Regions from separate parts of the Homo sapiens genome. Here region 1 is linked to region 2. Evidence: chromatin loops called from intact Hi-C (ENCODE). Cell type or tissue: HepG2. All regions are shown on one strand. Links, peaks and the distances in the headings refer to the core of each region. The heading gives the core; the rest is flanking DNA.

The links. A loop is a pair of places that touch in the nucleus more often than their neighbours do. Peaks named below come from ENCODE experiments on the same cell type or tissue, not always from the same donor. Only the 100,000 strongest peaks of a DNase experiment are listed, where the experiment ranks them.
Region 1: it touches region 2 in a loop (4-fold over the local background); 3 of 110 quality-filtered maps call a loop at or near these places.

The regions. Positions count from the first base shown.
Region 1 is chr17:13,408,076-13,424,413 of GRCh38, reverse strand. No RefSeq gene overlaps it. Among named protein-coding and RNA genes, the nearest start is that of LINC02093, 110 kb to the right of the region's middle. In HepG2, for the core only: no CTCF peak of the experiment used is centred there; a DNase peak (open chromatin) is centred at 8,203.
Region 2 is chr17:13,592,935-13,600,934 of GRCh38, reverse strand. It overlaps HS3ST3A1 (heparan sulfate-glucosamine 3-sulfotransferase 3A1), which reads left to right. Exons shown (of 2, transcript NM_006042.3): 1 at 1-404. Among named protein-coding and RNA genes, the nearest start is that of HS3ST3A1, 5.0 kb to the left of the region's middle. RefSeq lists an enhancer at 1-52. In HepG2, for the core only: CTCF peaks have their summits at 3,000 (motif pointing left) and 5,979 (motif pointing left); DNase peaks (open chromatin) are centred at 3,014 and 5,954; H3K27me3 peaks cover 2,153 bases.

The DNA of each region.
Region 1 (16,338 bases), core at 4,194-12,193, 180 kb after region 2:
GAGAAAATAAAAAGCAGTCTTAAAGCAAAAATATGTTAACCACAGTTGTAAGACTATATGGTCCCAAAATTAAATTTGCTCCTTCACTCCACTTTTACATTGGTTCCTAGGAAAAAGTTAGGCTTGAATGATGCTGGGTTTTCAGGAATGCATCTCTCGCACAAATGGCAACCACCCTGCCTTTTTTCATTAAAAGCATCTGACAATGTTCAGCTTTCTTGCCCAGCTCTATGAAAGAGTCTTGTAGTTTATCAACAAGAGTGGAATGTCCATGGAGATAAAGACTCATGTAGCCCCAGTACTTAATGCCATGCTTACCTGGAGTATAACAGTATCTAGTAAGTATTCAGTCAATAAGCAAATGAATAAATATACTACCTCAGATCACTTACCACCATCACTAATCCCCAAAATTTCACTCTGAACTCGTCCCCCTGGATCGTTTATAAGAGTGCTTTATTCAAAGAATTGACAACTTACCCCTAATCTGGCCTGTCAAATAACAACTAATTAAGCCATTTTACAATTCTTTACTAATTCTAACAAATGATAATTTTTGACACAGAATTGTATCCAAGGCATCAGAGTCTTTCCCACCATGGGGTTTTCAACGCAACACTTTGTTTTGATATTCTCCATCTTCATTGAGAACAGACGTAAGAAATAGCTTTTTGAGCTGTTCTTTGTGCTCATGGTAAGGATGATAAGTTTTTAGTTATATCACACAAGGTCCAGTTCACCAGAATCCCCCATATAAATTCCTGCCTGATGCTAGTTATCAATAGCAAATAGATTTTCCCGGGCAATTGATTTGTTTTCATCTCTTTAAACTGTAAATTGTATAATTAGCAATGTTTCTTTTTGTCCATGTGTGCGTGTGTGTGTGTGTGCTTTACATGCTAAACTTAGAATCTAAATTTGTGAAGCAATGTGACAAGAGTTTAGCCCAATTTCTGGTCATCATTTTTGTCCCTATCCTTACCTTTCTTTTATGGCTTTCTATTTTAATTTATCTTGTATTTTATTCATCTTTTATTCAAGCCCCTTTTGGAACAGGGCCAAGTCTCAACTGCCAAGTAAATAATGTCAAAATCTATCAAAGTCATTAGTTTTCTTTTACCCTTTGAAGGGAGAAATTAATGGACTTTGCTTTAGTAGATAAGATAGGCATGCATTCTTTTTTACACACCATGTAGCTTTTTCTAGGCTAGGTGATATGTTGTTAAATACTCAGTGACTCTAACTTTGTTATAGGTGGTACTAATTTATCTGGTCCAAGATCCAAACTCACTGCTCTGTTCCCTCTGAGCTTGTTTGGGGACTGGAAGCAAAGTCAGGGCAGGGCATAGATCACATTGTTCATCTCCAGCTCAGAGTCTGTTTGTCAATTTCTTTTTTTTTTTCTTTTTTTTTTTTTTTGAGAGGGAGTCTTGCACTGTTGCCCAGGCTGGAGTGCAGTGGAACTTCTTGGCTCACTGCAAGCTCCGCCTCCCGGGTTCACGCCATTCTTCTGCTTCAGCCTCCCGAGCAGCTGGGACTACAGGCGCCCGCCACCACGCCCAGCTAATTTTTTGTATTTTTTTAGTAGAGACAGGGTTTCAACATGTTAGCCAGGATGGTCTCAATCTCCTGACCTTGTGATCCGCCCGCCTCAGCTTCCCAAAGTGCTGGGATTACAGGCGTGAGCCATCGTGCCCAGTCTACCTGTTTGTCAATTTCAATGAACTTTCATGTGGATGCCATCTGGTCTTTATCTGCAGTGTCTGTGTCTGCCTTGACAGTTTCATCTTGCGAGTTTTCCATTAATTAGGCCAGTAACTCTGATCTGTTTGGTTATTTGTTACCAAAGTCTAAGGCACAGAGTATGCAGACTCTAGACTCAGGCTTGCATTCATTTGTCAAATCTGTCACTTGCCAGCTGTGTGACTTTGTCCCTTATTCTCTCTGTGACTCAGTGTCCTCATCTGTAAAAGGACACCAACAACAGTAAATTATGGGGATTAAATGAGGCACTGTATGTGAAATCCTTGGTACAGTGCCTGGCATATGGCTGGTAGTCACCGAAAGTTTTCTATTGTTATATTGTTGCTGTTTGTAGTTTCTGCAAGTTCCACCTTTCCATGACATCCATTTAACCAGTTCCATGAGCATCTAGCTGACCTTGCCCTTCTTATGGATATAAAGACTCTATTATTTTTAGCCTCGGAGTCCCTTACCAATACTCCCCTAAATTCTTTTTTGGGGGGCATGTCTAATTTCTAGTGTATGCCTTCCTGTTTTCCTCACTCAGCTTGTCTTTCCATTTGTGAAAAATGGAAGGAGAAAAACCTATTTTATTTTGCCAATTGACCATGAAGAGTTGTATGTGTGCTTTTGTTGTTTTCCTTAAAGTGCCAGGTCTTTTAGTTCCTTGGCATGCATTTGTCCTGGACTTTTAGCAAGCTATTCTAAAATAGTCACCAGGCTGTCTTAGCTTTTAAACTCTTCCTTTCAGTTTTTCGTTAGCAAATGTTCCCACTTGGCCATTAAGCTCTTTTCATGAATAATAACATGAGGCATTTCTTTTGGTTTTCCTTTTTCCTCTGGGAAGTAAAAATTGCCCTGACAACTGCTCACTAATGTTTCACCCCCAATTTCTTCCTGCAAGATGCCCAGTCATGACTCAGGGCCAAGTTCCACATCTTTCTTTCCATCTGGGCTATTCTACAAAGCTGCCTTCTCAAAAGCTTTGCCTCTACCTGTCTCTTGATAGGTTTTTTCTGTTGGCCTAGTTGAATCCCGTATTGCTCATCCTTTTATCCATCCAACAAGTATTTCATGAGCCTCTATTTTGTGTCAAATTCCCACATAAAGTGAAGAGGACCCCTTGGTGCATAAAACAGCATCCCTGTCTGAAGGAATGTACTGTCTAGTGAGGATTAATGTTATGATGGGGGAAAGTACACATATTATGGATGCATTTAGCAGAGGTGCCCCACCCAGTTGTATTGGTTTAGGGAAGGCTTCCCTAAGAGGGAGATATATTAGCTGAGATTAATGAAGAAAGAATTATAGTCAAGCTCTGCAATAATGATTTTTTGGTCAAGGACAAACCACATATATGACAATGGACACAAATATAACACCATATTTTTTACTGTACCTTTTCTATGTTTAGATACACACACTTACCGTTGAGTTACAATTGCCTACTTTATTCATTACAGTTGCATGTGGTACTGGTTTGAAGGTTGAGAGCAATAGGCTGTACCATACAGCCTAGGTGTATAGTGGGCTATTACACAACTAGGTTTGTGTAATTGCACTCCATGATGTTTGCACAATGATGAAATCATCTAATGACTCATTTCTCAGAATGTGTCCCTGCCTTTAAGCAACACATGAGTATAATATAAATATGATCCCACTATAGTGGCCATTGAGAGCATTTGCCAATTGACTAAAAGGAGTAGAAAAAGCACATTAGCCAATTCTTTTTAAAACCTTGGCCATGCAAGATTGGAAAGACATTGGTTTCGAGAGGGGAAGAGGTAAAGCATAGGAGGGAACTGATAGAGCAAAAGCATTAGAAGTATCAAGGAACTGGAGATCTAGACATTACCCGAGGAACAGTACTGTGACAGCCACTGAAGGGGAGGGCTGTGAGGACAGGACATGATGGCCACAAGCATGAGTGGCCACAAGGAGTCAAATTGGTGGCCTTTGAGGCTGGGGAGATGATGTCACCATGGGATAGAGGGCCAACAGGGAAGTTGAAGCCATTTGAGATCACAGAACTTCCAGGGTAGAGGAAGCAGAGGGAGAAAATCAGTAAGTCTTGTGCTAAAGACTTCAGTGACTGAGGAAGAAAGACCTAGAAGAGTCAACACATTCAAGAAGCAATAGAAAGCAGCATAGTCATAGCCCAGGCTGCAAAGTCTGAGACACAGGGTGTAAAGTCCAGCTCTGTCACTTCCTGTGTGACCTTGGACAATCCACCTTACTGCTCTGTAAGCTTCATTCTCCTTCTCTTCATGTGGGAAATCATCATAAATGCCTATCTCCTAGAATTACAGGACTCTTCTGTGAGAATGAGGTCACGTGGGAAATACTTAGTCAAGAGGTCAAGACCTTAAGACATTAGGTATCAGATTCCAAATTGAGAAAACTGAGTGAGTGCAAATTATCACAGAAAGTATATAAAACAACACAAAAATAAGAATTAAACTATGGCCCTTAAACTCCTTATAGATATGGAGAGAATAAATGGCAGTATCGGTTGTTGCCTGTAGTGAAAGACATTTGTTCCAAGGCTTTCCCCAAAGACAGCCATGCACAAAGTCCTCCCTTGCCCCCTATTCATAAAAAAGGGGATGTGGATTCCAGAGAACTACATGGGGAGCTTCCTGTGTGAGCCCTGTGGTAGAAGACACAGCATGTACTAGGGTCTCGCTTCCTCCTGTAGATCTAAAGGGCTAATTGCTGATGAACTGGCCAAAGGAGGGATGCCTGCACTGGCTTCAGCCTGCACTCCTAGAGTTGGTCAGGGAAAAAGCTGAGCTAGCATTTTCCACAGACTGGATATGGTGGCCCCAAAGAGAGAGCTGTTGTTTGGTTGCATCGGGTCCTGTCCAACTGGGCTGACTGAACGGGCCACGGAGCCTGCAAGATAGCAGCTAAGGGAGGAGTGACGATTCCCAGGGGCTGCAAAAATGTGCAGAGGAGCAGGCTGCAGTCAGATGTGAGCGAGGATGGTCTCTGAAGAACTTTCTCGCAGGTAAGCAGCCTTCTTCAGCAGGCTGGGTGGGAGCTGAGTGAAGGTGCCTCATTGTGACTTTGAATAAAGATGGAGGCTCTGCACGTTACATCAGACCAGACGGTCTAATTTCTGAATCGAAACTAGACTCTATTCAGCCATCGAATTTATTCATGCCTGGTAATTTAATGTGACTAAGGCTTTTTATTACTTTGGAATAATGGGGAATTAATATAGTGACAATAAAATCAGTATGATGGTGATTGTTATAATTATTCCTATTACATCTTCTTTTAGAAGATGGGAAAGAACTATAGAGGGACAAAAACAGATAAAATAGTTCCTTGAACACCTGTGAGCTCTACATGTTCAACATCACATTATTATTAAATAAAAAGAATGAAGACCAGCAAAAAAGATATAGCTGTTTGATATGAATCTTAAAGAAACTAGAGAGTTTTACCTGAAGTTGGATAATTTATTAAACTCTGGAAGGAGTGTGAAAGAGGCAAGTCTTACCTTTAATCCTGAAATACACAGAATGAGAGTGAGTCGTAGCTCTGAGAGAGGAGTCATGGGAGGCTCCCTCATTTCAGTCAAGCACAGAAAAAGGAAGAGTTTTCTAAACAGGCTGAGTATGTAGGGCGAGTCTGCCCATCTGGAATGGATGTCTCTGAGTGAACAGAATGGAGATTGAACCAAGGTAGAGGAAGCAGAGGGCAGGATGAGCAAGATAGAAGGGAAAGAATGGGTGAACAAAATTCCACATTTCCATTGGTGACTTAGAACAGAGGTAGAGGGCTGGGCATGGTGGCTACACCTGTAATCCCAGCACTTTGGGAGGCCGAGGTGGGTGGATCACCTGAAGTCAGGAGTTCGAAACTAGCCTGACCAACATGGAGAAACCCTGATTCTACCAACAATACAAAATTAGCAGGGCGTGGTGGTGCATGCTTGTAATCCCAGCTACTCAGGAGGCTGAGGCAGGAGAATCACTTGAACCCAGGAGGCGGAGGTTGCGGTGAGCCGAGATCACACCACTGCACTTCAGCCTGGGCAACAAGAGCAAAACTCTGTCCCCCAGCACCCACCAAAAAAAAAAAAAAAAAAAAAAAAAAGAGCAGAGGTAGAGATGGGGCAGGTAAGTTCTGCAGAACTGGGAACAGGGACCTAAGCCTCTCTCCAACAGGACAGCCATGAACTGGGTTGATTGTGTTGAATTCTGTAGCTTCCCATTGTCATTTCTAACTCCAGGGAAATGCATTTAAATGGTCAGGAGGTACCTTCTATAATGTTTACATATATACACACACACACACATACACACATACATATAATTCAAGTTCTGCTATTTGTTATTCATATGTGACGGCAAAGGCCTATAATGTATAATAACATCTAATGGAAATAGCAACATTACGTTTATAATACAGGTGTGGTGAGGTGTAATAGTGGAGCTGCATTCACAGCACACATTTGTACACGTTTGAATTGCCTGGGCTATGAGGCTGCTGTGCTGATAGCTGCTCTCCCAAAGTGCACGTGTGTATCTTTTCAGGATCTTCTTAAATTAGGTTGGTGCAAAAGTAATTGAGTTTTTTGTCATCAAAAGCAATGACAAAAGCCCCAGTTACTTTTGCACCAACCTAATAACTCAGAAATAAATGAAATTGAGGCTTTGTGTGGCTGGGGGTATGGAGAGTGAGCTCCATCACTCTCCCCTAATGTCTGCAGCCCTGTGATTTGCAGTGAGAAGCTCCTTGCTCTCCTTTCTAATAATTCCTGTTTGGGGTTGCAGTGGCATTTTTGCATGTTGTGGTTTGCTTCCTATGCTATGATTGGTTCACATCACTGCCTTTGAGTTCCAAATGCAGGAAAGCTGAATCTACTGCCTTCTTCTCCATCCAGTGCTGAGATCTGCCTTTTGGGATCCTGCCCTGAAGCCAAGGACAGCAGGATGAGAAATGAACATCTCTGTAGCTCCCCAGAATAAGACACCACCCAAACTTCAGTCCTTTCCCTAGCAACTTCTGGGGCTCCAGCCCAATTTGTTATATACAAACATGCACCAGAATTTGGCATTCCCTGGAATTAAGCCAAGTCACAGGCCAGACGTGCTTATTAGTTGATAATGAATTGCATTTTACATATTTATGCATTGGATATGTATTTCACTAGCATGCGTTTGCTATATATTTCACTTGGCAGTTTCCCAAACATTTTTATGTCCAGTGTCTCAGACACAGTGGTGAAAATGTACATAGGTTTTGGTAGAGATGGACCTGGACTTCCCCACTAGCCAGGGATGTGACTCTGGACAACTTAGGAAACCTCTCTGTGACTCATTTTTCTTGTTGGAAAAGGACATTTGTAAAATAGTCTCCCTTACAGGATTGCCTTACGGACCAATTGAGAGTCTTTATATAACATTCTTAATCTAATACCTGATATCCAGCAGCATTTTAGTTACTATTAATAATCATGGTACTATTATTAACTCCACAAGGGCCACATGCTTATCCCCATGTAATGGATGAGGCAAGACAGGCTCAAGAAATTGAGTGACTGTTTCCATGCCACACGCTGAAGCAGTGATCTCAAGAGGCCAAACTCAGTGACTTTTCCCCTATGTTTTTATTGACTTGCATTTTAGTAATTAGTGCCAGGCCACGCTAGACATAATCAATCAATCTATCTATCATGTATCTATCCATCCATCCATCCATCCATCCATGTACCTGTTTATCTATCCATCTGTCCATTCATCCATCTATCCATCCACCCATGTATCTATCTATCCATGTATCTATCCTTCCCTCCTTCTATCCACCTACCTATCTATCTGTAGTTTTCTTTTAATCATACAAAGATTCAATCATTTTTATAGCAATAACTGGCTGTTTGTTTTTGCAAACTCAGCCTAAGTTTACCTGGTCTTTGTGTCATGTTTCTCTAAAATGCAAATTTTTTTTCTTAAACTCACAATTTTAGGAAGCATTTGTGCAGCCTATTCCCCTTCATGGATTAAGTTAGAAGAAATCAGACAATTTGATTCGGTACTTGGTGCTTTAGGTATTTTATCTAAATTGGCAAAACACTCCTTGCCCCTCCAAAAGGAATACTGGGGTCCTGAGCATGCATTAGCTGTGGTTTCTGCGGGGGCTGGTGTCACATCGGCTTCCTGAACAGAGGTCTGCACATGAAGGGAAAGAGACCTCATAGCAAGTACACAAGCCTGGCATGGAATCTAAACACTCTTTAGTCGAATGTCAGATGACAGCTTGGATTTCTGAGTTTTCTGAGTGTGATCTGAGGAAGCGGGCCTGGCCTGCCACCCACGTTTTTGGCAAGCAATGAGGCTTACAACTGACTGTCCTCCAGTCGGCTCCTGTGCATGAGCGTTTTGAAGGACTTCGGCAAGAAGCCAAAGTGACATCATTGCTGCTGTTATCAGATGGGATGAAGTCCACATGTAAGGGCCCCGGATTTGGGCTGCTTGGGTTTGGATGGGGGAGGGGCAGGAATCTCACCAAGAGTCTTTTCTTGATACCTGAGTCCACCTGACACCGAGTGCGTGCTCAGTAAATATTTGTGGATATGACCCACTGACCTTGGAAATCAGCTGAATTTCAGAACTGTCCGTTCATTCTAAAGATAGCTCTTTGATTCTTTCACTGATTAATGAGTCAGGCTCCGTCTTTCTACCACCTCCTGAAATGCCCACGCTCACTAAGAGTCTGCGTGCTGCACTGCCAGACACACTTCATTTGGCAAAACTTAGGTTATGAGCTCACAATGTCAATTCAGGAAACGCAAGATGTATTTATCTAAGAGATCTTTTGCTTAGACTCTGTGCTAACGGTGATTCTCCCACCTTGGGATAAATGTAAATGTTTTGCCTTTTCATTTTGAAGATTCTTATTGTCAATATCAGTTTGTAGCTAAGGTCTGCATACTTTCTCTGGGTGAAATCATCATTCCCTATATTTCCATCTACCATTTCCATGATGAAGACTCCAATATCTATACCTCCAGGCCAAAACCCTGTTATTCTTCATTAATTTTATCAGATCTACCTTCACAAAATTTATTATGACCACATGCCACATGTTATAATTAACTTAATTTTTTCCATTAAATGGATTATCTCCTTCTCTATCTAACTAGATATTTTTAAAACAACTTTATATCATGAGCATATAAATAGAAAACCCAGCTTCATCCATGTCCCTGCAAAGGACATGATCTCGTTCCTTTTTATGGCTGCATAGTATTCCCTGGTGTATATGTACCACATTTTCTTTATCCAATCTATCATTGATGGGTATTTGGGTTGGTGCTGCAACGAATATATGTGTGCATGTATCTTTATACTAGAATGATTTATATTCCTTTGGGTGTATACCCAGTAATTGGATTGCTGGGTCAAATGGTATTTCTGGTTCTAGATTCTTGAGGAATCGCCACACTGTCTTCCACAATGGTTGAACTAATTTACTTCCCACCAACAGTGTAAAAGCGTTCCTATTTCTCCATAGCCTTGCCAGCATCTGTTGTTTCTTGACTTTTTTTTTTTTTCAGACTGAGTCTCACTCTGTCACCCAGGCTGGAGTGCAGTGGCATGACCTCGGCTCACGGCAACCTCCGCCTCCCAGGTTCAAGTGATTCTCCTGCCTCAGCCTCCCAAGTTGCTGGGACTACACGCGCACACCACCATGCCTGGCTAATTTACATTTTCAGTAGAGATGAGGTTTCGCCATGTTGGCCAAGCTGGTCTGCAACTCCTAACCTCAGGTGATCTACCAGCCACAGCCTCCCAAAGTGCTGGGATTACAGGAGTGAGCCACCAAGCCTGGGCTGTTTCTTGACTTTTTAATAATCGACATTCTGACTGGCATGCAAACACTGCACGTTCTCACTCATAAGCGGGAGCTGAACAATGAGAACACATGGACACAGGGAGGTAAACAACACACACCGGGCCTGTCGGGGGGATGGCGTACAGGGAGGGAGAGCATCAAGATAAACAGCTAATGCATGTGGGGCTCAATACCTAGGTGATGGGTTGATAGGTGCAGCAACCCACCATGGCAAACGTTTACCTATGTAACAAACCTGCATGTTTTGCACATATATCCTGGAACTTAAAATAGAATTAAATTTAAAAAAAAAAAAAAAAGAAAAGATAACCCAGCATTACTTACCATAAATAGCAACTATTTAGAAGTTCAATACTCTAATTTCTCTTGAGATCGTATAGCTCTTTCGCTTTTTACTATTTAGAAGTTGAAGACACCAAACGGCCACCAAATCCTGTGAATCTGAGCTCAAAAACAACTTAAATCTGGTCTCATTTCTGCTCCCCCACTGCCACAGGGCTGAGTTTTGCAACAACCTCCTCTGTTTTTCCTTTCACTTAATTTGCCAGTTATTCCTGGCCGGGTGCGGTGGCTCACGCCTGTAATCCCAACACTTTGGGAGGCCGAGGTGGGTGGATCACCTGAGGTCAAGAGTTCGAGACCAGCCTGGCCAACATGGTGAAATCCTGTCTTTACCAAAAATACAAAAATTTAGCCAGGCGTGGTGGCGGGTGCCTGTAATCACAGCTACTTGGGAAGCAGGAGAATTGCTTGAATTCTGTAGGCAGAGGTTGCAGTGAGCCAAGATCATGCTATTACTCTCCAGCCTGGGCAACAAGGGCAAAACACCATCTCAAAAAAAAAAATTGCTAGTTACTCCAAACTATTTGTACCATATTTCGTTAGTCTAGGGTGCACATTTTTTCACATTTTGGTTTCTCCGAAGCGAAGATGCATACTTCATTTGATGATGAATCGTAGGGTAATTTGGTGGCCTTTCTCCTTCTTCATGGTACATATGTGATTTTGCAATCAATGCATCTTAAATTTGATGAAATGTGTTGATCCCTTCATGCACCACTATGCATAGTTTTCCCTTGGCTGCTTTGGTTCGTGTTTCTCTCTGCCTCAGATGCACTTCCCTGCCTCTGTGTGTTTCATGACTTCTGGTCATACAAGGCTTGTTGAGTCTTTTAAGGCTCAACTCAGCAACTTCCTCATCCAGGAAACTTTCTCAGACCACCCTCTCCCCCATCTGCATCAGGCATATCCTCTTCTGAGTTGCTATAACACAGAGCACATATCTCTATTGTCACATTTCCACATTTTATTATATATATGTAGGTAGGGCCATCCTTACCGGTGATGACTGTGCCATACTCATCAGCAGGCAGAGGCAGCACCAGAAGCCAATTAACAGCACAGTCTCGGCTCCACAGTGTCACAGGGTTAATACCTTTGTGCCTCTGTCCCTTTATGTGAAAAATGGGGACATTATTATGCACCTTTCTCATAGGTGCATAACATTGTTGGGAGAATTAAGTGAGACTACTCATGCCGACAACTAGTAGCAGTGTCTGGTCCATAACCATCACTGAACAAGCATCAGTTCTTAATAGTGTTATCTTTCTAGCCACCATTCCAGCAGAAGACTAAGCCAGAAAGAATTAAAGCTATTTCCTTTTTTAGACGGAGTCTCACTCGGTCACCAGGCTGGAACATAGTGGTGCAATCTCGGCTCACTGCAACCTCTGCCTCCTGGGTTCAAGTGATTCTCCTGCCTCAGCCTCCCGAGTATCTGGGACTACAGGAGCCCGCCACCACGCCTGGCTAATTTTTGTATTTTTAGTAGAGACGGGGTTTCACCGTGTTGGCCAGGATGATGGTTTCGATCTCTTGACTTCGTGATCCACCCGTCTCAGCCTCCCAAAGTGCTAGGATTACAGGCGTGAGCCACCGCGCCCAGCCAAAGCTATTTCTTTAGCCTTATTCTAGGAAAATAAAACTTGCTACTTTCTAGCCAGAAAGTTACCATATCTGTGGAGCTGGTGGCACTCTTAAGTGGTCTAAATAAAATATATCTGCTTAAAAAATAAGAGATCATAATACTTATTTATCCTATGAAGCTCTTTAAGATCAAGGACCCATACTAGGTGTTCCATGAAAATCTAAGAGTCACTATCTTTGCCCTCTCTCTCTATATATACATACATACATATATATATATGCACACATATATATACACATATATATATACACACACACATATATACACATATATATAAACACACACACATATATATACATATATATACACACACACACATATATATATATAAAACGCTTTTACACTGTTGGTGGGAATGTAAATTAGTTCAACCATTGTGGAAGACAGTGTGATGATTCCTCAAGGATCTAGAACCAAAAATACCATTTGACCCAGCAATCCAATTACTGGGTATACACCCAAAGGAATATAAATCATTCTAGTATAAAGATACATGCACACATATATTCATTGCAGCACCAATTAATATATATATATATATATAAATATATATGTATGTTTTGTTTTTGTTTTTGTTTTTGTTTTTGTTTTCTTGCAACAGAGTCTCTCTCTGTTACCCAGGCTGGAGTGCAGTGGTGCTATCTTGGCTCACCGCAAGCTCCACCTCCCAGGTTCACGCCATCCTCCTCAGAAGAGGATATGCCTCAGCCTCCCGAGTAGCTGGGACTACAGGTGCCCACCACCACGCCTGGCTAATTTTTGTATTTTTAGTAGAGATGGGGTTTCATCATGTTCGGCAGGATGGTCTCGATCTCTTGACCTCGTGGTCTACCCGCCTTGGCCTCCCAAAGTGCTGGGATTACAGGCGTGAGCCACCGTGCCCGGCCTGCCCTCAATATTTTTTACATTTAATAGACAAACTTATATTTAGTTATGATTTAGATAAATACAAAAATATCGTAACACAAAAAGGAAAGCAAATTTGTCTACCAGCTGACATCATTTGAAATCATGTTTGTGCCCTGTGTGTTTTCAAAGAAGCCATGAGGCTAATTAGAAAAAAAAAAAAAGAAAAAAATCTGGACACATCAGCTCATGCCAACTTTTCCTTTAAAAATTGGATCATTTAACAAGTTTCATCTGAACTTTCTTGTCTGGTACTGAAATGGGGCATTTCTTTCACAGATTATGAGCCGTATGAAAAAAAAAGCTATAGAAAAAAATTTAAGGGACACTGAGGAATAATTTTTGAAGGCCACCTTTTAACTCTTAAAAAGGAGTATGTAATTCTAGTCACTAAATACTAAAACAGTGTACATTTGGTCCATATTTATTGTCAGTCAATAAGAAAGACAGAGAGAAGGGGCAAAGGCACAAGGGAGATGATTTCCACACAAAAACTTCTCTCTCCTACACCCTCTTCAGATGTTGTGGCTAAGTCAGCTTTCAGTGTGACATGGTGTTTTCACATTCCTGGGACTATCTCAGTATTCTAGTTTTTGATCCTTTCTCCAAGGACAGATAAATTCAGGTTAAGGGTCAAATGTGGCCTTCAAACACAAATTTTTCTAGCCTTGTGTCTGGAATGAATTAGCAGCTAAAGTAAATCCCATCTAAACAGTTCTTTTAGGTTCATTTTTTAATACCCTGAATGTTAAGAACTGAAACATTCAGCTATTAGGAGTAAGGAAGCAGAGCGTTGGCATGTAATAGGTGTTTCACAATATGTCCTGTTGATTTAAGGCATCTATTCTGCACTCTGTAAGAGCAGGTTACAGGAGTTGAACACTGGGCACATACCCAAGCCCTACCAGCAGCTGGGGAAGAGCAGGGCAGCTTATGGGGACAGAAAAATCTTCTGCTTAGGATTGATTATGTTGGCATCATACAGATGAATATAAAAACGTGAACAAACTTCTTGAGCTGCTCTTCACTGCAGGGAAAATCATGTGATTTGGAGAATGTTAATATAGTAACAGAAAAAAACAAAAAACAGGATTTCTCATTTCCCACATGTTTCCCAACCTCTAGACAGATAATCTCTCTCTAAGAATAAAGAATATATTTGTGTATATATCGGTCTATTTGGGGGAAGATATATGGAGAGACTCCATGTTTCAGTGCTATAGTTAGTTCTCTTTCTTTGCAACACTTAGTCTTGTCCATCCTGGATATTGGACAGCCAATTCTGTGTTCATTTCCATCTTTACACCATCTGATGTAGAGTCTTGATAATACAACCTTGAACTTGGTTCGGTTTTGCTCTCATTTCCTATAACAGATATTTCAAACCTTTTCTACTTTTCTCTATCCAATTTCCTCTGCTCTCATTCTCAGCAGTCTAAACTTCCTTAGTTCACAGAGTCACTGCAAGCTCTCAGAAAGAACACCCTTCACTTTCTGCAATGGTTTGCATTCCCATGCCATGATACAAGTTTAGCAATACTCTGTCTAGCCAATCTGTGGATCAATTCCATCTCGCCTGCTCTCTGGCTGCTCCTTCTCAGTTTTCTTTGCAGTCAATATTTAATTTTCTCACCCCCAAATGTTGAAGACTTTATTTGTTTTTCTTCTGAACACTCCCTCTAGTTTTTCTCGATTACACTCATGGCTTTAATTAGTTCCTGGAATGTTTAAGGGTTCAAGATGCTCTCCTGCAACTCATCTCTTTTCAAAACTTCATATCCATATACCCAATGGCCTATAATGGACCTCTCCATTTGGAAGCCTTTTCCAAGTCAGCATGTCTGAACTAACCCCACATCTGCCCTTCTCCTCATGTTGCCAGTCTCAATGAACGGTACCCCTATCTCTGCAGTTGCTCAAGCCTGAATCTTGAACCTGATCTTTGACTTCTGATGCATTCTCTTTCCCTTCGCCTCTAAAAATTTTGATCAGCCTCTGAATACATCTCAGCTCTGTTTACTTCTCTATATCCTCAATGTAATTACAAGAGAAAATCATCTTTCATCAAGGTTAGTGTCAAAAAAATTATTAACTGGACACTTGTTGAAAATCATAAGACATATTTTATTTAGACTGCTGCAGTAGGGAGGAGAGATGGAGCTCAATTCTGATCTGTGCAAAGGTGAAAGTCACTTTAAACTGAGACTGAGGGAGTGGGGAGGAGGAGCCAATGGGAACTTGAGCAAAGACAGAAAGTGGAAAATTACAAAAAGTTAGGAGAGGAAAGCGATTGGTCCATGAGATTTGGCCATCTGTGTCTGCTAACTGGTGCTTATAATAGGCTCCTACCCATCCACAAAGACTGGGAGACAGGAATCCTATCCTTCCTGATGATTAAATTTCAAAGGAATGGCTCCTAGGTTCTTAAGAAAGACATTTCTGGGTTATAGAAGATGCAACTTAGAGACACAAAGAAAGAATTTACAGTTACAAGTTTTCTAAAGTCAATGTTCTAAGGAAAGGGAAGTCAGAGGCCTGAAATCAGGTTCTGGGTGAAACAGAGAGTAAATTCTTTTGGCAGTGCTGAGCTTTCTAAGCGGGCATTTATGGAGGTTGGGGTCATCACCCTAGGGGCATGGGCTCGAGCTGACAAAAACTGTGCTAGTATTTGTTCAGGCCTCTTAGTGGGGATGGGTGAGGGGTACACAGAATTGTTTATGCTGAAAGTTGCAGTTCTTACAGGCCAAGGTTGAGGCCTAGTTGAGAAGACTGCTTAGGGGAGGATGACTGGAGTTTGGTTGAGGAGAGGGTCTTCGTCAGTGCTCTAACACAAAAGCATCTGTGGTAGGTTGTCTCCAGTACATCCTCTTATCTCTGTATCCACAAGTCACTCCTCCCAATAAGAGGTGGAGTTGACTCCTTGAATCTCACCTTGTACTTTGTACTTTGTTTTGATCAATAGAATATAATAGAGCTCTCTGTTCCTTAAGAACCCTTCCCTCTCCAGGAGCCCTGAGCTCTGGTTCAGGTAGTTTAACTGTTCCACTGGAGAGAGAAGCCCAGCAAGCCCAGCTCAGACTCCAGACATGGGAGCAAAGACATCTTTTGTGTTCCAACTCCCAGCGGTATAGAGCCTTGTGGAGACCCCAGCTCACGCCATGGTCCCTCTTGTCCAAACTGCAGAATCATGAACAAATAAACTGTGGTTGTTGTTTTGAACTACTAAATTTTGGGGGTGATTTGTTTCAGCTCTGAACACATCCACTCCTATGTCTCTGCCACACCTCTCTCTCTTTGTGCTTTCATCAATTTTCTTTAGAAATCCAGAACAATTTCTGGACAATATTGCATTTTTCTATTACAGTGCTTTATTAACTAAAGTTTTTGAAGAATAATGGTTAACTTCAATTCTTTAATTCTGGTTATAGGGAGTTCAAATTTTTTATGATTTTCTTACCCTAATATGTAGTGTTTGATCAATTTTCTTTACATTTTCACTTTAAAATTTACAAACAGCACATTTGTCTTCATTACAGGCTATTTCAGTGAGGTCAACATTATTAGATAGATGGGTAATATGAGGCCATTCTATGGTTTCTGATTTACCTTCTCCAATGCCAATTGTCACACCACACAGTCGTAATTAAATCTGTAACAAGCGGGAATAATCTTTCCAATTTCCCTAATGAACCATAAGATACTTAAGGTTATTTATTAATACAATTTGTTATTCTGTCCTGTATGTTAGGAGACACAGGGGGAAGGATTAGAGGTTGTAGGCTGGCATGGACATATAGGGAAGTGTTGCTTACCTACATTATCATAGAAAA
Region 2 (8,000 bases), core at 1-8,000:
CCTGGTGGCGGCGTCCTGGCCGGAGGCCCGAGGGAGCTGGCGGTGTGGCCGGCGGCGGCACAGAGAAAGCGCCTCCTGCAACTGCCGCAGTGGCGGAGGCGCCGGCCGCCCGCGCCCCGCGACGACGGCGAGGAGGCGGCCTGGGAAGAAGAGTCCCCTGGCCTGTCAGGGGGTCCGGGCGGCTCCGGGGCCGGAAGCACCGTGGCCGAGGCCCCGCCGGGGACCCTGGCGCTGCTCCTGGACGAAGGCAGCAAGCAGCTGCCGCAGGCCATCATCATCGGAGTGAAGAAGGGCGGCACGCGGGCGCTGCTGGAGTTCCTGCGCGTGCACCCCGACGTGCGCGCCGTGGGCGCCGAGCCCCACTTCTTCGACCGCAGCTACGACAAGGGCCTCGCCTGGTACCGGTGAGCGGGGCGGGCCCGGGCTGGGGCTGAAGGATCCGGGGGTCCTGGGCTGGGAAAGACGTGGAGGAGCCCTCGGTGACCCCCAGTTCGCCCTCCTCCCCACTTCATGCAGAAGGCGAAGGGTCGTCAAGGGTCTTTCTTCCCTCTCCGCCTTCTCCTTCCTGGGAAGTGGATGTTGAAGGAGAGAGTGGGAGGGAAATTCTGGCCTTCATAATTTTCATCCTTGGGAATCCCTTGCCAGCAAATAGCCAGTCTGGTCTCTTTCTCCTGCTCTGCGAAAGTATTCATGTATTTAACTAAAGGAAAAAAAAAAAGTCTCTTCTAAATTAGAAACCTGTTCAACAATTAATAGATTGCCTTCTCCTTCCCAAGGAAGCCCGTTTTCATTCTTTATCTTTTGGAAAGTTCTTTGTGGTTAACACAGTCTTTACCATCAGGTATTTATTTACCTTGACCTTTTGCCAGATAGTTGTCCTAGGTGGGAAGTAATATAGAGACTTAGTAAAAGTGTCAAGAACCAGAGAATCTGGGTAGTTTGGAAAATATATGTCTGTCTGAGCAAGGGAAAGCAACCAGGCACTGTATTTTAAAGGACGCTTGGCAATAACTTTTGTTTGAGGGCAAGGAATGAGTTTTGTAAAGTGCTTTTGATATTTGCAGGGAAAAGTAACTTTTGTCTTTTGACTGACAGAAACTTTTCTAAAGATCTTCAATCCTCTTTACAAATAAGGTAGCCAATTAAAAGAAGAAGACAACAGAGAGAAAAATACATTGGCACAACTTTGCCAATACAGTTTAGGAAATAAGTCTGGCTTAGATCTTAATCTTAAATTTGCCAGTCTCTTCAAATTCAGACCACCTTTAATAATAAAATCAGCCAGATTCTAATAAAGCTAGTGTCGCCTGGATTTTGTTTGCCATAATATATTGGCTTTTTTTTTCTTTCTTCAAAGTACCAGTAAAAATTATGTTGCTAGAATTTTCCATTTTATAAAGTTTATCTTGTTCATAAAAGATGCATTCTCTTTGTTATTTTAACTGAAACAGTTACAAAAATTACAACATAATTTAGGTATTTTCAAAAAGCCCATTAAATTAATCATTCATCCCCAACACAGAAATGGATATGATTTGACAAGTTTATTTACTTGAGGGGCCAATTGCAGTCTCAGATTGATTTCAGGAGCCGAATTTACAGTCAATCCACTCAGAGAGAAAAGATTTGGCCCTAAAAATAGAATTTGAACATTAAACACTTTTAAAACAGTAACTTTCCATTTGTTGGAAAGAAAAAACAAACAACCTTCCCTTAATATAGATGATATATCATTTAAAATCATCAGCCACTTAAAATATCCCCTTGTGTTTCTGTCATTTATGTTGTATCCTCTGGGAAGTTCTTATAAAAATGACCTGTTGAATCTGGAAACAACAGGTCCTTCTTTTTAGCACAAAGGCAGCTCTGTTTTTTCCATCAAGGACACGAGAAAGAAGTGATTAAAGACCCCTAAAACTCTTATCTATAGCAGTTTGCATTGAATTCGGCCTCGTACTGTGCTGTAAGCGAACACATTTCAAGCTGACTGTCTGAAACATCTAACACTATGTTGGGCTCTGAGGTGCTATTAAATATGGTGAAATATTTAGTACTAAAACCCTTTATTTTCCTTTTGCCATATAAACTTTATTTCCACAAAGTAGGATTGTTTCTTCTTATTCCAGAAATGAGTATTTGAGGGCACGGTGTATCTGCAGACCTGGATCTTATTTTCCATGGACCTTTCTGAGCTCCTGTAAGGGGAGGAAGGTTTCAAGGTAACTAGAAACACAAGTAGTTTTTTAAAAAAAAGAAAGAAAGAAAAAAAAAGAGTCATAAACTTGTAGGCCACTCTTTCCTTTGGAAACTGAATGCATGCTATAAAGTAAATCTCTTCTTGGATTGTTTACTGCAGCAGAAGAGTTTTGTAAAGCAATTTATGGTGGTCACAAAAATAACTGCACAGTAGACTTCACGGTTTGCTGAATTTAATTTTCTAAGTGTTGGAGCAATGTCTTTGTTTTCCCATTTGCAGTGGTTTTTTATTGGATGCATAAATTTACGTTTAACTCAATTACATAGGAAACTTATTTTAAAAAAATCCAACCTATGGAGCCTGGATTATGTGATTATTTAATGAAATTTCCCCACAGTTCTCTTTCATCTTGGCTCTGAACTTGGAGTTTGATGTTTGTGAGCAAGACTGAAGGCTCGTCTATGAAAAAAAAATCTCCCACCCAGAATGCCACTTAAATATTAAGTGCATTTTAGCTACTTATATTTAGCTAATAGTTTAGAACAGGGGATTCAGTTAGACCTGCATGAGTCAGCCCAAACTTTGCAATACAGGATTTGTACCACACACTTATGACCACACTATCACAGACACACACACGAACAGAAATAAATTCCAGATATTTGCACCCAGCAGTGAATTATGGAAGAGAAAAACCTATATAATTATTTTTAGGTGTACATTGACACGGGAGAATCCTAAAAGGTCTAGCCTTTTTTTGCCCAGTGAAATCACTCAGTTAGCCATGATAGTTTGTGGTGGCAGTGCCACCTACTGTCCTCACAAAGGGACAAATCTGCTGCAATTAGCAAGTTTGAAGAAAGTGTCTTGGAGAATGAGTTTGTCAGTTAGAAATACCTGTTGCTGAACTTTTTCAGTCAATTACTCTCACTGGGAAGAAAATAAAATACTTTATGAAGTTTTTTCCAAGAGTGAAGTAATAAACACTTCCTTCATTTGAGCACATTTGTAGTAAAGATAAAGAAAATATTTATTATTCAAAATCTCTAGAAAGAAAATTATTCTCACTAATTTAAATGTCCTAATAGACTTTCTCTAAAATAAATAAAACAAAGGCAAATTTTTATATGCTGAGAAACTCGACCCTGGTGGAGTTTAAAAAAAAACACTCCTCATTACTTAATTTAGCAGACATGATATCACTAAAACAAATGTCTGTGGCTTGCATGTCACGGTAAAGCAGTCCCTTGCAATGAATAGTGTCCATTTCTCTTGTATGTATGGTGGCTTCATAAAGGAAAGGAAAAAGTTTCCTTAGCTTCAAAACATTGAGATCTTTGCTGGAAGTCAGGACCGAATACCTCTACTGTAGTTCAAGAGCAGGCGAGCTTAGAATTTAATAAGGAGGCTCTCTTCTGCTTGTTTCTGTCTGTACCAACTAAAAGGTATGTCTCTTTTTTCTTGTAAGCTAAAAGATACTTATTAATAAAGTAGTTAAATATGTGTGTACACATACACATACATATGTATGTATATAAATGTTTAGATTCAATAATATTTCAGTCTATTATTTTGGTACAAGATAGGAAATATTTATTATCCAGTCTCTTACACTAGCATGTCTATTTCTTATATTTCAGTTTCTTTTCTTTAGCCAAATCTGGACAATTTCAGCAGAGAAGGACATCACTAGAATCATTTTATTCTAGAGCATACAGGAAGATCAAAGATTGTCCAGCTCACAGTTTAGGAGCTAGTGCTCCCCTGACTTCATCCAAATTTGAAATTTTCTGGCCTCGAACGATCATGGCCCCGTTTTTCAAGTCCATTAGAGAGGCATACTGAGCAGAGGCCCTTTCGATTCCTAGGAGGAGAAATTGGCATTTCGTAGCAGCTGGGAGCAGCTGCAAAGTCCCTCCATGTGCAGTTTCCCACCCTCCTGTACTGTGCAAGCCCCTTCTGTGTGAAGAGTTTGAAATGAAATCCGAGCCACGAAGCTGCAGTCTGGCCGCCCATGCAAGGTCATGTGGACTGATGGCCAAGGGCGCTCTGTCCTTAGAGCAGAGGAAAGAACATTGGGAATAGATGAGGGCTAGGAAGAGAGTGAGATGTTACTTTGGACTCTGAGTCTAGCGTACTTGTCTATAGAAGTTCTCAGTACCTAGACATTCCCCACCTGGTCACAGGCTGGGGACCCAAAATACTGTCATCTAGTTTGCTAAATGTCTGAACTCTGGGCTCATCCCCAATAGACAACCAGAAGTGCAAGTTGATCAGCCTAGTTCCTCTGTGTGTGTGTGTGTGTGTGTGTGTGTGTGTACGCACGCGCACACCCTCACACATGCGGGAGCAGACACCGAGAAGGCAGGGACAATGATGGAATTTATGAGAGGAAAGTTACCAAGTAGTTGGGGAATTTCTGAGCAATATTGGACATCCTGAGTAGGGAACAGTTTGGGGACACTATTGAGATCATAGTCCGGGCATTAAACAACACCAAAAACACTTGGTAGAGCTTGGACTGGAATGCCTTGTGTGAATGGATATTCCTTTACAGGGATGAGATTTATAATACGCTCTTATACTTTATGTGAAATTCACAGACTTCCATGAAAATCCACCACTACGTTATAATCTCCTGCCTGCTCTTTAAAAAGAAAATACCCTGGCCAAAATATTTGTCTCCTTTAAATAAGTCTGTTGATTGGCCAGGAAAGAATAAGTGCCAAATCTGTATTTTGGCAGGGTCATGGGAATGAAATAAGCCTGTGTAATTAATGACAATAGGGGCTAACCTCACATAGACCAGATGCTTACTTCATGAGAAGAGTGTTGCAGAGCAAACAAAACTCTCTGATATCAACAACAACAACAACAACAACAACAACAACCAAAAAGGCCTCGTATCTCTCCGGGACACAGTTGAACAATTGCAAATTGCAATCACCATCAGTCAAATTGCTGGGCCCAGTCGGGAACTTGATATTCTTAGCTCGTTTCCTTAGGGGGAAATCTTCCTCCACCAAGTGATAGTAACTTGGCTGAAAAAGAGCATCGTTTCTTGGTATGGGTTTCCTAATGATAGTAAACTCCAAGCTTTTAGAAAATTTGTTCTGCTTAAGCGATGAGTTGCAATTGTGAACATAAGGTTTCTTATTAAATATGTGCCTCTAATATGTAATCAGAGGAAATTGTACTCCCTCATCTTTGCATTTTATAAGGATGTCTTAAAAATGCTTGTCAGCACTTTAAAACCTTTGCTAATTTGATACAGTTTAAAAATCTCTCTGGGGGATATTTATATAGTGAATAAATAAACTGTTGTGAAGCCAAAATTTAGAAATTGAATTTATGAGAGGAATGTTATTAAGTAATTGGGGAACTTCTGAGCAGTATTGGACATCCTGAGTAGGGAAGAATTTGGGGGGCACTGTTGAGATCATATTCCAGGCAATGCTGAGTTAGTGAATGGAAGCCTTTCCCCAGTTTCTTGCCTTCGTGATGTAACTCTTGAATTTTTGCCTTACTATGTGGTCATGATTCTTCAGGCCCCTAAAAACTTACATTTATCCTAAGATTGCCCGACTGTATTACAGAAATTCAGAACTGGCCTGTTTCAGTTGTCTGATGACAATAAATGTGAAAAGAGACGGGGAAGTGTTTAATTAACAATGAAGTTTAGTACTTGCCGTCGGGAGTTCGAGAGACATTCTTGCAAAGGTTTCAACACAAACTATTCACCGACTCGAACAGCCCGCTTTGAATGTGATATGTAGCGCCACCTAGTGGGAGGAGGAGTCAGGAAGGAACCCCTAAAGGGAGAACTTTGAAAAACCTCATCATGATAGAGCATATTTGCAGTCTCAATTTAAAAAAGAAACTACAGCAGCAACAAAAGCTTGTGTTTAGGTAGCACTTATAGCAAGATGATCTGTCTAGTAAGGATGAGCTGCACTTTGCCTTTTTTTCAAGCAAGGATAATTCACTTCTTTTAGGCAGGGAATTTATTCTTTGGAGAGAAATAAGAGATTTGGCTTCACAATAAACTGAAAACCAAGATATAAATGATTAGGGGATTTATATTAAAAATGCCTATGACTGAAAGGAATACCATATGCCCCAGATTACTTTTGTTAGTGTGTTTTGCCTCTGTGTCTGAAAGCCAGCTTCAAATGAAAATACTTCCAGATGATTTTATTTCAACATCAGTAATGCAGGCCTGTTCCTTCCCCTGTGTGGCTCTGGAGGAGGATCCTGTCATTCTAAACAGAAGCCTGTTTAACCCTTAAGGTGCCTGAGATGCCCTGTTGAGAATCCTGTCCACCACACACGGGACAGCTTCACAGGAAAGCGCTTTGAGAGTTCCGACAGGACAGGCGTTTCTGCGCCTGCAGTCCAGGGCCTGGGAGAGCAGGCTGGGATGCAGGGTGGTGGTCAGGTTAAAGGAAGGCAGGATGAAAGGGACAAATAGGACAGATTGAGTGGAGAAACTGACAGACACCACCTTAACCAAGTGACCAAGGTTAGCATTCCCTGTTGTGTTGAGATCATGATCCCCGATATAATACAATAGGATGGCACTTCACCTGTGCGGTAATCTTCCCCCAAATCCGTAACCCCAGTATAGCCCTGAGAAAACATTAGACGAACACTGATTGAGGGGCATTTTACAAAATACTTGACCAGTACCCTTCAAAAGTGTCAGGATCATACAAAACAACGCCAAGACCGCTAAGCTATCCCAGATGTGGGGAGACAAAAGTGAGTCATTACTAACAAGTAAACACGAGGGTGCCCTTGGTCGGATCCTGGGTCTGAACTAAGGCATTTATGGGAAAACTGGGGAAATGTGGATAGTGTATGCAGTTTAGTTAATAACATTATACCAACGTCAGTTTCTTGGTTTTGATCGTTGTACTGTTCTAGGGTTATGATATCCCCTAAGATGATCATTTGGGTGAAAGGAGTATGCGAATTCTCTGTGCTATTTTTCACAATTGTAATATCTAAAATGATTCTAAAATCAAAGGTGAAAACAGCAAAGAAGGCAGGAGAAGCCTAACAGGCGTTGAAGGATGAGGGCTCATACTGAAATCCTGTCTGTGCCGATTCTCTTTTATTCCGTGTTTCTTCTTTCCTTTCCTTCAGAAGGGCCCCCAGGATGGGCCCACCAGCTTCCCCTCCCCTGCCCCGCACCTGTTGCTTCCAGACATGCTGATCTTTCCCTCAGCTGATTTCATAATCATATTGGCTCACGGCTCCCTCCTACTCTCTTGTTTCCGAACCAAGCACAGAGACAGTTTTGTATTCCTTTCTTTCTGTCTTCTATGGCAGGCAAATGTAAAGTGAAGAAGGTGTGAAAGGTTCCCCAAAGCTTCCTGTCATAGAGAACAAAAACGTTGATGTAAATGACAGGTCTCTGAGGACACAAAGAGCTAAAAACTAAAATAAGGGTCAGAGGAAAATCAGACTTGGGCGTATGACTTTTTTTTTTTTTTTTTTTTGGCTACAAACATAGAAGGAACAGGTGTCAGTGGTTGAAAGCTGGTTATAGGGAAAATAGATAGGGCCAGAGCTGTGGATGCACCTTATGGCAAAGATGACAACACGGTCCCAATTTTCCAGGCCAGCTTAGTAATTTTATCTGCTTACTTCGCTTGTTTTAACCTTTGTTGTAGACACTTTGGGTTATGAAACTTTCCATAGGAGCAAAACAGACCTGGAACAATTAACGCATTCAAGGAAGAGGCAGGAAGAGAGAAAGTGCAACCTTCAGACCTCTGGAGGATCAGTTTCTTTGCAC